Regions from separate parts of the Homo sapiens genome. Here region 2 is linked to region 1. A link is an interaction called in ENCODE POLR2A ChIA-PET data of the cell type or tissue named here. Cell type or tissue: MCF 10A. All regions are shown on one strand. Each heading gives the region's core, and the rest is flanking DNA. Links, peaks and the distances in the headings are about the cores only.

Region 1 (5,387 bases), core at 311-5,310:
GTTTTATATATTTTAAAGTGCTGTTGTTAGGCACATGCACATACAAGACTGTTATGTTTTCCCAATGACATTTTAATCATTGTGAAATATCCCTCCTAATCTTTGGTAATACTTCTGTGTTGAATGATCTGGCTTTTTCTGGCATGGCATTGCATATACTTTTGCATCTATTTACTTTCACTCTATCTGTATAATTATATTCAAAGTGGGTCCCATTCACAGCATATCTTTAAATCTTACTTTTGTTTTTAAGCCATTACAACAAGCTCTGCTATTTCTTTTTTTTTAGCTAATTGGAAATTTTTGCCTATTAACATTTAATATTATTCTGATTATATTTTGATACACCATTTTATTTGTTTTCTTTTTTGCCCCTCTGATTTTTGTTCTTCTGTTACTTCTTTCTTGTCTTTTTTTTTTTTTTTACAGAAGCTCTTTATTTTGTTTAAATTTTAGATTTACATAAAAGTTGCAAAAATAGTACAGAGAGTTCCTGTATACCTCTCACCCAGTTTCTGCTGAAGTTAACATCTTACATTATCACAGTACATTCATCACAACTAAGAAACTAACATTAGTACACTACTATTAATTAAGTGCCAGACTTTATTCAGATTTCTTTGTTTCTTCACAAATAACCCCTTTTTCCTGTTTCAGGAGCCAATCTAGGGTACCATATTGCATTTAGTGCCTTTTAGAAATTATTATTTGGACATGTTTTAGAATTCCAGTTTAATTTACATATTAATGTTTTTTCTATATATTATTGTAGTTTTTACCCAATGTCCGCTCTAAGAATCACGATATACATTCTTAACTTTTTATAATCTGATTTGAGTTTACATTGTCCCACTTTGCATAAAATATGCAAACCTTGCAATCGTATAGGTCCTCTTATACCTGCCCCCAGCATTCCTTTGTGTTATGATTACCATATGACATTTATATACATTATGCATCCTACAATGCAAGGTCATAATTTTTGCCTTGAATAGTGATATATATTGGAAAGGAATTAGGCTGGAAAAGCAGTTTTTTCTATTTGCTAGTTTTGATGTTCTTCATGTCTAAAGATCCATATTTTCATTTGATATCATTTATCTTCAGATAAAGAACTTTCTTTAGCATTTCTTATAATAAAGGTCTGCTAGTGATAAATTCTCTTAGTTTTCTTTTATTTGGAAAGTCTTTATTCTGCTTCATATTTGATAGATATTGCTTTTAGTGCTTTGAGAATGTTGGTTCACTGTGTTGGCCTCCATTGCTTCTGATATAAGAAATCAACAGTCATTTGACTCATTATTCTCCTCTGTGTAATGTGCTGTTTTTCTCTGCATGCTTTTGACACTTTGCCATTCATTTGACTCTAATGTGCCCAGGCATGTTTTTCTTTTATTTAACTTGATTGGGATTTGCTGAGCTTCTTAGATTTGTAAATTTATGTCTTTTGCCAAATTTGGGGACTTTTTGGCCATTATTTATTCAAATAATTTTTTTCTACCCCATGTCCTCTGTTCTTCTAGGAGTTCAATTGTAGGTATGTTAGACCTTTCAATACCACCCTTTAGGTACTATCATTTTTATCTCTGTCTTTCAGATTGGATATTTTCTGTTGATCTCTCTTTAGATTCACCTACTCTTTCATCTGTTTTAAAAAATTATGTTAAGCCCCATCCAGTTAATTTTTTAAAATTAGATACTGTATTTTTTAGTTATAGAATTTCCATTTGATTATAATTTTAGGCGTCTCTATTTAGGTGATGATACTAACTATGTTTTAATCATTATAAGCACATTTTTCCTTATGTCATTTAGTATAGTAAGAATTGCCATTTTAAAATAAATTTCTATTAATTTCAATATCTGTGTCATCTTGAGCTTGACTTTTGCCTATTATATTTACTCTTGAGAATACATCACATCTTCCTGTCTCTCAATATGTCAAGAAATTTTGGATTGTACTCTGGATATTGTGAATGTCATATTGTGGAGACTGGATTCAGTTGTATTCTTTCAAAGAGTTTTGAATTTTTCATTTTAATGAGAAATTAACTTGTTATGGTTCAAACTGCAAATTCTGTTTTTTTCTGAGTGGCCCCTCATATCTGCTTTTTGTTCTTTCACCCTTAGATAGGGTGCTTACAATCTCTGCTGTACATGGGTGTTTGGGGGTCAGGCAAAAATTGGGGCAGACTTTATACATGGAATTTGGGATTTTCTTTCTCTGGCTCTCTCCCTTTGAGGATTCTCCCTCACTTTCTAGCAGCTGGGGTTGCCCTCAAACTCTGTCTGCCAGTTCTTCAGGCCAGAAAGATGGTGAGTTTCTTCTCAGTTTTAGCTGCCCCTCAGGACAGTGACTGCAGCTGACCATCAGGCCAAAAGTGGTAAAAACAGGAGAATAACCTCCTACTAACCCTTTCTTCCAAGTGTTAACTTCCCCCTGGAGCCTGCTTGCTGTTGTATACTCTCCAGGGCCTTCAGATAGATTTTGTCCTCTCCCAACCCCTGAGTTTATAGTTGTTATTGGCAGGAAGCTCAGTACAGTAAGCGTTTACTCAGCCATACCAGAAGTGGAACTCGATCCAGATCCTGATTCCTAGCCACTGAGTTGTACTGACTGTCACATAGTAAAATGGCTCTTCTGGCCTCATCCCATATTTTATAAAGGATCATTGCTCTGAGAAATGTCTCAAATGATAGGTTTTCAGATATTATGTAAGGCTGATAATGTCTTTGGAGATAGGGACTTTTCTCAATGCTTTTCAAATTACAATGCCCAGTCCATCTATAGACAAGCACCTCCACCACCACCTCCTTTTTTTCCTATAGAGAAAGTAATGACTCTGTACATAAACAGGAGATACTGACTCATGAAGGGCTAAGCTGGCCTCTGTGAGTGACTCACTATGCCTTAAGAGACTGGGGGAAGGGGCCATGTGGTCAGGCCACCTACTAATGCTGGGTTCTGACTTGACTAGATTTAGAGCAAATTGACCCTGATTTGGGAAAGGTATAAACTTGATTTACCAGGTCATTAGAAGACATTTTCTGTTCACTTTTATTTACCATCAAGAGAGCATGAGATCCTAGGATGTGATTAGAAATGAGCAAATAAATGCAATTTGAATTAAGTCATTCAGTCATGCAGAGTGAGGGTGGGGCAGAAGGTGAGGAGAGGCAGTAGGACAGTGTGGGGAAAGGTATTGGGCACAAGTGGGCCCTGTTGGGCTTAGTCCCCACCTCCTCCCTTCTCTGGGCACTGGGGTGGGGTTGGAAGTTTGGATGTAGCTGGAAAGGACCAGAGACTTTTTTTTTTGTTTTTTGTTTTTGAAATGGAGTCTTGCTCTGTCGCCCAGGCTGGAGTGCAGTGGTGTGGTCTCAGCTCACTGCAATCTCTACCTCCCAGGTTCAGGAGAATCTCCTGCCTCAGCCACCTGAATAGCTGGGACAACAGGTGCATGCCATCATGCCCGGCTAATTTTTGTATTTTATTAGAGATGGGGTTTTGCCATGTTGGCCAGGCTGGTCTTGAACTCCTGACCTCAAATGATCCACCTGCCTCGGCCTCCCAAAGTGCTAGGATTACAGACGTGAGCCACCATGCCTAGCCTGAACCAGAGTCATAAAGATCAGTGCCAGTACTTGTTGTAGCTTCAGTCTTCCCTGACTGGAGAGTGTTGGGGACTTGGATTGTTGTGGGGAGTCTCCAAGGAAGGGCCACTCCATCACATCAGCACTCCACCAAGGGAGGATCACAGGGAACAGGAGGCAAGGCAGGAAGAGCTGGGGGTAGGAGGGAGTGGACACTGCAGGGTGAGGTGCCACAGGACAAAACCATCCTTGCTGCCCCCTGTCAACCCTTCCGCCATCAGAGCTGATGAGGCAGGACCCAGAGAGCCCTCAGAGAGTGTGATAAAGCTCAGCCCTCCCTAGGGTGGGCACTGCTCCTCCCTCTCAGGAGAGCCCTGAAGGGGGTGGATGCCAAAGCTGTCCCCTGGTGGCTGTAACTGCCATCTGAACTCCTACCAGCTGGCCTTCCTTCCTGTGGACTAAGTGGCTTCAGCTGCACACAGTGACCTTCAGGAGGAGAAATGCAGTTTCCTGTACCCCTTCCTCCTGGGAGTGGGACTGTAAGTGATTAAGGGAGTAGGAGAAGGGAAGGAACAGGGGGATTAAAGACTGGGAAAGGAATGGAAGGGAGGGAGGGGAATGAATAAAACTGACAGGAATGACAAGAGGGTGTGTTGTGCAATTGTCACAAATTCTGGGTTGCACACTAAGCTCAGTGCCATCCCTTCTTCCCTGGCACTACCTTCTCCTCCAAGTTTGGGCAGGTCCTTTTCCTGCTGGTTTCCTGTTTCATAACTGTCAAGTTTTGCTCACCAGCACCCTCCATCAAATGTTTAAAAGCCAATTACTGGGAAGGCCAAGGGAGGAGGATTGCTTGAGCTCAGGAGTTCGAGACCAGCCTGGACAACATAGTGAGACCCTGTCTCAAAAAACAAACACACAGGGCCGGATGTGGTGGCTCACGCCTGTAATCCTAGCACTTTGGGAGGCTGAAGTGGGCAGATCACTTGAGGTCAGGAGTTCAAGAACAGCCTGGCCAACGTAGTGAACCTTGTCTCTACTAAAAATACAAAAATTAGCCAGGTGTGGTAGCACGCACCTGTAATCCCAGCTACTTGGGAGGCTAAGGCAGGAGAACTGCTTGAACCCAGGAGGCAGAGGTTGCAGTGAGCTGAGATCGTACCACTGCACTCCAGCCTGGGTGACAAAGCGAGACTCCATCTCAAAAAAACCGAAAAACAACCCCCCATTCAAAACACAAAAACCCAAACACACAAAACAAAAAAATTTAAGAAAGTAGGAGGAAGATGCTTTGGAGTCTATACACCACCTCTTTCAAAAATGCTCACCTGAATTTCCTGCAACCAGTGTTCCCTCCTTCCAAACAGGTATCAAGACGCTCACCTTTTAAGAGGCTTGCCCTAACTGGAGTGCTGGAGTCTGAACTTTCTTTGAACATCGTTTGATCTCAGATGCAGCCAGTCCTGTGCACAGCCTGATGGGATGGAATGTTCAGGATCATCATGTGATTCCCCTGGGTGGCCTAGCTGAGGGACACAAATTTCCCCAGGCAGAGAAGACAGCACAGGAGGAAGAAGCTCCAATATCGAGAGTGAGAGGGCTGCAAATTCGTCAAGAGCTGGCACCTCCAACCAAAAATGTGCAGTTATCGATCAATAAAACCAGCTTTTGTTTTAATTTTTGACTTTTTGATTTTTAGTTTTTTCCTCCCCAGCCATCATGGTGCTGCATGCCCATTGTAGAAATCTGAGAAAATGATAAAGAGGTTGATGAAAACTGTCTATGAAGTTACTACC
Region 2 (5,387 bases), core at 54-5,053, 66 kb before region 1:
GTTCAACTTACTAGATTCCACATATGAGTAAGAGCATGTGGCATTTGTCTTTCTGTGCCTCGTTTTCTTCACTTAGCATGAGTTCTCCAGATTCATTCATGTTGTTGCAAATGACAGGATTTCCTCCTCTTCTAAGGCAGACTGGTATTCCATTGTGTATATACACCACATTTAGAAAAATCCATTCATCTTTTGAAGGACACTTAGGTTGTTTCCATATCTTGGCTATTGTGAATAATGCTGCAGTGAACATGGGAGTGTGGTTATCCCTTCTCCCTATCGATTTCCTTTCTTTTGGATATATACCCAGAAGTGAGATTACTGGATCATATGGTAGTCTATTTTTAGTTTTTTGACGAACCTCCATGCCTTTTTCCATAATGGTTGTACTAATTTACACTCCCCCCAACAGTGTTTAAGAGTTTCTTTCTCTCCAGATCCTCTCTAACACTTGTTATCGTTCATCTTTTCGATAACAGCTATCCTAACAGCTGTGCACTGATACATTGTTGTGGTTTTAGTTTGCATTTCTCTAATGATCAGTGATGCTGAGCATTTCTTCATGCACCTATTGGCTATTTGTATGCCTTCTTTTAAAAAATGGAACATTTCCTTTTGAGGGATTTTGGATTTCTCCTGAGTGCCAAATGAATGAAGCACTAAATGTGTAAAACTGAATACATACTGAGGGCAACAAGCTGTAGGAGTGTATTTCAGTTAAAAAGCCATACGTTTAGAAATTTTAAAGAAAAGCTGATTATTTCCCACACAGCATCTGCTCATTCCAGTTACCCGAGTGGGTAATTAAAGTACCATTCTTTATTACTAATCTGCCAGTAGTCCCCTTAACCACTCTCCCTACATGAAAATCTTTGAAATTGGGTCAATCATGAGAACCTTAGATTTTAGACTTTTAGTTCAAATTTGCTTTTTTTTTTTTTTTTTAAGGTAAACCAAAGGTCTTCAGCTCTATTTTCTTTTCACATTCTAGATAAGCTGTTGCCAGGTGATGCAGGAGCCCTTTGGTTGCACCTGATGCATTATTGTGAAGCATGTACAGCACCCAAAATGCCAGAGTTCATTCTGTACGCTTTCCATAGCACGTACCGGAAACTGCCATGGAAGGACCTGCACCCTGACCAGATGCTCATGGAGGCCTTCTTCAAAGTAAGCCCTTCATTCCCGGCATCGCAGCCTAGAGAGATCTGGCTTCTAGGGAGCAGCCTGGTCACTGTGGTTGTTAGGCATAGTGGCAGTGTGTGCTAGCGTGGACCATGAATACATTCTGTGTTGCCTCGGTGGTGCCTGTGGAAAACAGTGTCTTGTGGAAGTCATTTTATCGTGTTAAAACATCTACAGGACCATTTTTAAAACCCAGAGAAAGATTTTATCTATAATATGTCAGTCATCCCCTAGACTTTGTCACGTGTGAGTACGTAGTTTAATGCCTCCGTTATGCTTAATCTTGGTTGTTATTGATGTGTTTGTGTCATTACAGTTTGTGTCAACAACTGCTTATCGTTAAATGTCCTATTAAAGCAAATGTAAATTGGTACTGAAGCTATTAGTTTCTTTTAGCAGTTATGCAAGTGAATAATTTGATTATAGGAGATAAAATGCATTGTGACAACCGATGATGCATCATAATCGTGTGCAGACCTGAAATGACTTAAAAAAAGAGAGTGCATGCGAGTCTTTGCAGTAGAAGCAATGGTTACAAAACCAGAAAACAGAGAGTGTAGTGTAACTTACATACTAGTCAGGCATTTGGAGCTGTTGTTGTTTTTCTTCTTTTTTTTTTTTTTAATTACACTCTTGTCTTAGGTTTTTATGGTAGTTTCAGTTCATTTGTTCATAGTCTCATCAGTTAGTGTTTACTCTTACTGTCACATTTATTGTTGAGACACCTTAAGTGCTTTGATACAGATCTACAGTTATTTATGAAGGTTAGCAAAATATACTTAACTTTTTTAGTGCCCTTAATGGAACCCCATCTGTGCTGCTCTTGTCAGCCACTCAGTAGCTGAAATGCAAGAAAAGCTGAGGGCAGTTGTTCTAGAGAAATCCCAGGCTTAAGAATGATTTTATAGCTAGATTTAGTATATGAGACGGGCATTAAGTAAATATTTATCACCATTATGAACATACTAGAGAAAGGTGGTTTAAAGAACTATAAGATGGAGTTTTAAAAAGGATGACCTTAACTATAAGACAGATTAGATAGTAGCACAGCCTGTTAAGGGATGCTGTAGACTCTGTCTCTAGGAGTTTTATTCTAATGGCAGATGACCCTGACCACCCCAGAAGCTGGGGATCTTTTAATTCTTTGTGTCTTGTTGGCATAATAAACTATATTTTTTTGGTGGGGTTGAGGATGAGGATAGAGAACAGATTATAATGGACAATGAAGAATCATTTTCTAAAAGGAAGAGAATTAGTAGTTAGCATAATATAATAACAGTAATGACAAGAAATGAATCATCACCAAATTCCATTGATCATGATTTTATAAATAGACTAGAGCTTTTAATCTTCATTTTGAAAGGAAAAATTCATGAGTAGCCATGTTTTATTTTAAACAAATTAGAAGTATTTAAATAGCTTGTAAGAGATCTTTGAGGTTTCTTATATACTTTATAGTACATCTGTTCCTCATTCTCTAATTTTTTTTTTTTTTTTGAGACGGAGTCTTGCTCTGTCACCCAGGCTGGAGTGCAGTGGCACGATCTTGGCTCACTGCAAGCTCCTCCTTCCAGGTTCTCGCCATTCTCCTGCCTCAGCCTCCCAAGTAGCTGGGACTACAGGTGCCCACCACCATGCCCAGCTAATTTTTTATATTTTTAGTAGAGATGAGGTTTCACCATGTTAGCCAGGATGGTCTCAATCTCCTGATCTTGTGATCCACCTGCCTTGGCCTCCCAAAGTGCTGGGATTACAGGTGTGAGCCACTGCACCCGGCCTCTCATATTTTAAATAGAATTTAAACATGCAGTCATCAAAAATTGTAAAGACTAATAATACGGAGACATTGTTATAATACAGCATTACATTAAAAAGGGAATATAGGCCGGGCGCGGTGGCTCACGCCTGTAATCCCAGCACTTTGGGAGGCTGAGGTGGACAGATCACCTGAGGCTGGGGGTTCAAGACCAGCCTGACCAACATGGAGAAACCCGGACTCTACTAAAAATAAAATAAAAAATAAGCAATAAAATAATAAAATAAAAAATTAGCTGGGCATGGTGGCAGGCACCTGTAATCCCAGCTACTCAGGAGGCTGAGACAGGAGAATTGCTTGAAGCCAGGAGGCGGAGGTTGCGTTGAGCCAAGATCGTGCCATTGCGTTCCAATCTGGGTAACAAGAGTGAAACTCCATCTCAAAAAAAAAAAAAAAGGAAAAAGGAAAAAGGCAATATAAATAATATACACTAGTGTAGTGGATCTCAAAGTAGTGTGGTCCCTGGGACAGCAGCATCAGCATTACCTGGGAACTTACACATTCTGGCTCCCAACCCATACCTGCAAAATTAAAAGCTCTAGGGGTAGGCCCAGCAGTCTGTTTTAATATACCTTCCATTTAGTTCTGATGCACACTTAAGTTTGGGAACTACTGACTAGTAAATTTCAACTTTGCCCTGTCCTGGCACACCTGAGGATTCTGATACACTCCCTGCAGCTCCAGTGACTTACTGTGGCAGCGATTCTCCACCCAGGTTGGGGTTAGGGAAGGTCATTCCTCGCTTATTAAGAATGATTGGAATAAATGCTGAAATCTGAACAGACAAACTAAAATATACACACATACACTGTGGAAGGAAAGATATTACAAATATTAAGTCTAAATCTCTAGGAGGTGGGATTCTAAGTGATATAATCTGGGGAAAAAGTGTTTTTTAAAAACATAATTATGAAACAATTTACATACATTTTCCAGATACATAGATAGCACAAGGCAACAGAATGATTTTAATTCATTTTCTTTTAGGTGGAACGAGGAAGCCCCAAGAGCTGTTTCTTATTTTTGGGGTCTGTACTCTGTGAAGTCAACTGGGTTAGTGTGCTCTCTGATGCCTGGAATTCCAGTCCCCACCCAGAAACCCGCAGCATGATTGTCTGCCTCCTTTTCATGATGATTTTATTGGCAAAGGAAGTTCAACTGGTAGACCAAACAGTAAGTTTGGGAAGCTTATGGCAAAAATTCGGCAAGGCTGCTTAGATCTTTGCTTTCTACTAGGTCGTAGTTTTTCATTTGTTTTTCCAGTGCCCCTATCAGTGTGAACAGATGCTTGGCATATGAGATGTACCTTTAACCAGATGCCTGATTTTCTTGGATAGCTCATTATCTGATTCTAAATTATGCAAAGAACCACACTGAGTTAGAATGTATTAATCAACTTTATTTTGTATCTCATTAATATCTACTTCAATCTCTTGTATGCTTCTTGAAGTCAATTTTGGCATGTCCCACCAGAACAGGGAGTTCTTTTGAAAGAAAAGAACCTGGGTTCCAGATACTCAATACATCTTAATATGAATGTGTTTTTGCCAAAAGTTTGGTTATTGCTTTCACTAGTACTCCTAACTCGAGTAGATACTTACTTGATATCATAACTGTTCTGTGCTTACCATAGGCCATCTTAGTAGTTATTCCACAGACTAGTTAGCAACACATATTTCTGGAAAAATTGGGGCTCTGGAACTAAAGGAATATGTGTTTTATTTTTAGGATTCACCTTTACTTAGTCTCCTTGGACAGACAAGCTCACTTTCATGGCATCTTGTGGATATTGTGTCGTACCAGAGTGTGCTAAGTTATTTCAGCAGCCATTACCCGCCGTCCATCATCCTGGCAAAAGAATCTTATGCTGAATTAATCATGAAGCTCCTAAAAGTGTCTGCGGGCCTTTCTATTCCTACTGACAGCCAGAAGCATCTTGTAAGTTGAGAGGTAGTTTAAAAGGCAGAGACTGTTCCTGGAGATTGGTAGCAGCATAAGTGCTACAAAGGACAGTCGAAGCTAGGAAGTGCTCAGCAGAGGAAGTCGGAGGATGTGTATTATCATATACTCATCTTTTGGCCTTGTAGATCTTTTGGGTTGAGTTCTCCCTTTGGGTGAACTTTTACTTACTAGCAATGTCACATGTCGATGAAAGGTCAAAAGGATTGAGGGCTGCCAGCAAGCTGCTGGTTTCATGATCTGAATGTCATTGGCAGCAGAATAGCAGGGAGGAAGGGAGGTTGGTAATATGAACTTAGGCTTGACAGGGCAAGTCCCTCAGTTTTCTCATCTGATTAGAAATAGTACCTTGCAAAGGCTGGGTGCGGTGGCTCACGCCTGTAATCCCAGCACTTTAGGAGGCCAAGGTGGGCGGATCACCTGAGGTCAG

The links. Peaks named below come from ENCODE experiments on the same cell type or tissue, not always from the same donor. Only the 100,000 strongest peaks of a DNase experiment are listed, where the experiment ranks them.
Region 2: POLR2A ChIA-PET joins it to region 1 with 5 read pairs; 2 of 35 experiments call an interaction of 5 or more read pairs at or near these places.

What each region holds. Positions count from the first base shown.
Region 1 is chr18:45,800,462-45,805,848 of GRCh38, reverse strand. It overlaps a transcript of EPG5 not described here. Among named protein-coding and RNA genes, the nearest start is that of SIGLEC15, 23 kb to the left of the region's middle. In MCF 10A, for the core only: no CTCF peak of the experiment used is centred there; DNase peaks (open chromatin) are centred at 2,568, 2,898 and 4,328.
Region 2 is chr18:45,866,347-45,871,733 of GRCh38, reverse strand. EPG5 (ectopic P-granules 5 autophagy tethering factor) reads left to right here. Exons shown (of 44, transcript NM_020964.3): 36 at 992-1,167; 37 at 3,986-4,171; 38 at 4,727-4,936. Among named protein-coding and RNA genes, the nearest start is that of SIGLEC15, 43 kb to the right of the region's middle. In MCF 10A, for the core only: no CTCF peak of the experiment used is centred there; no DNase peak of the experiment used is centred there.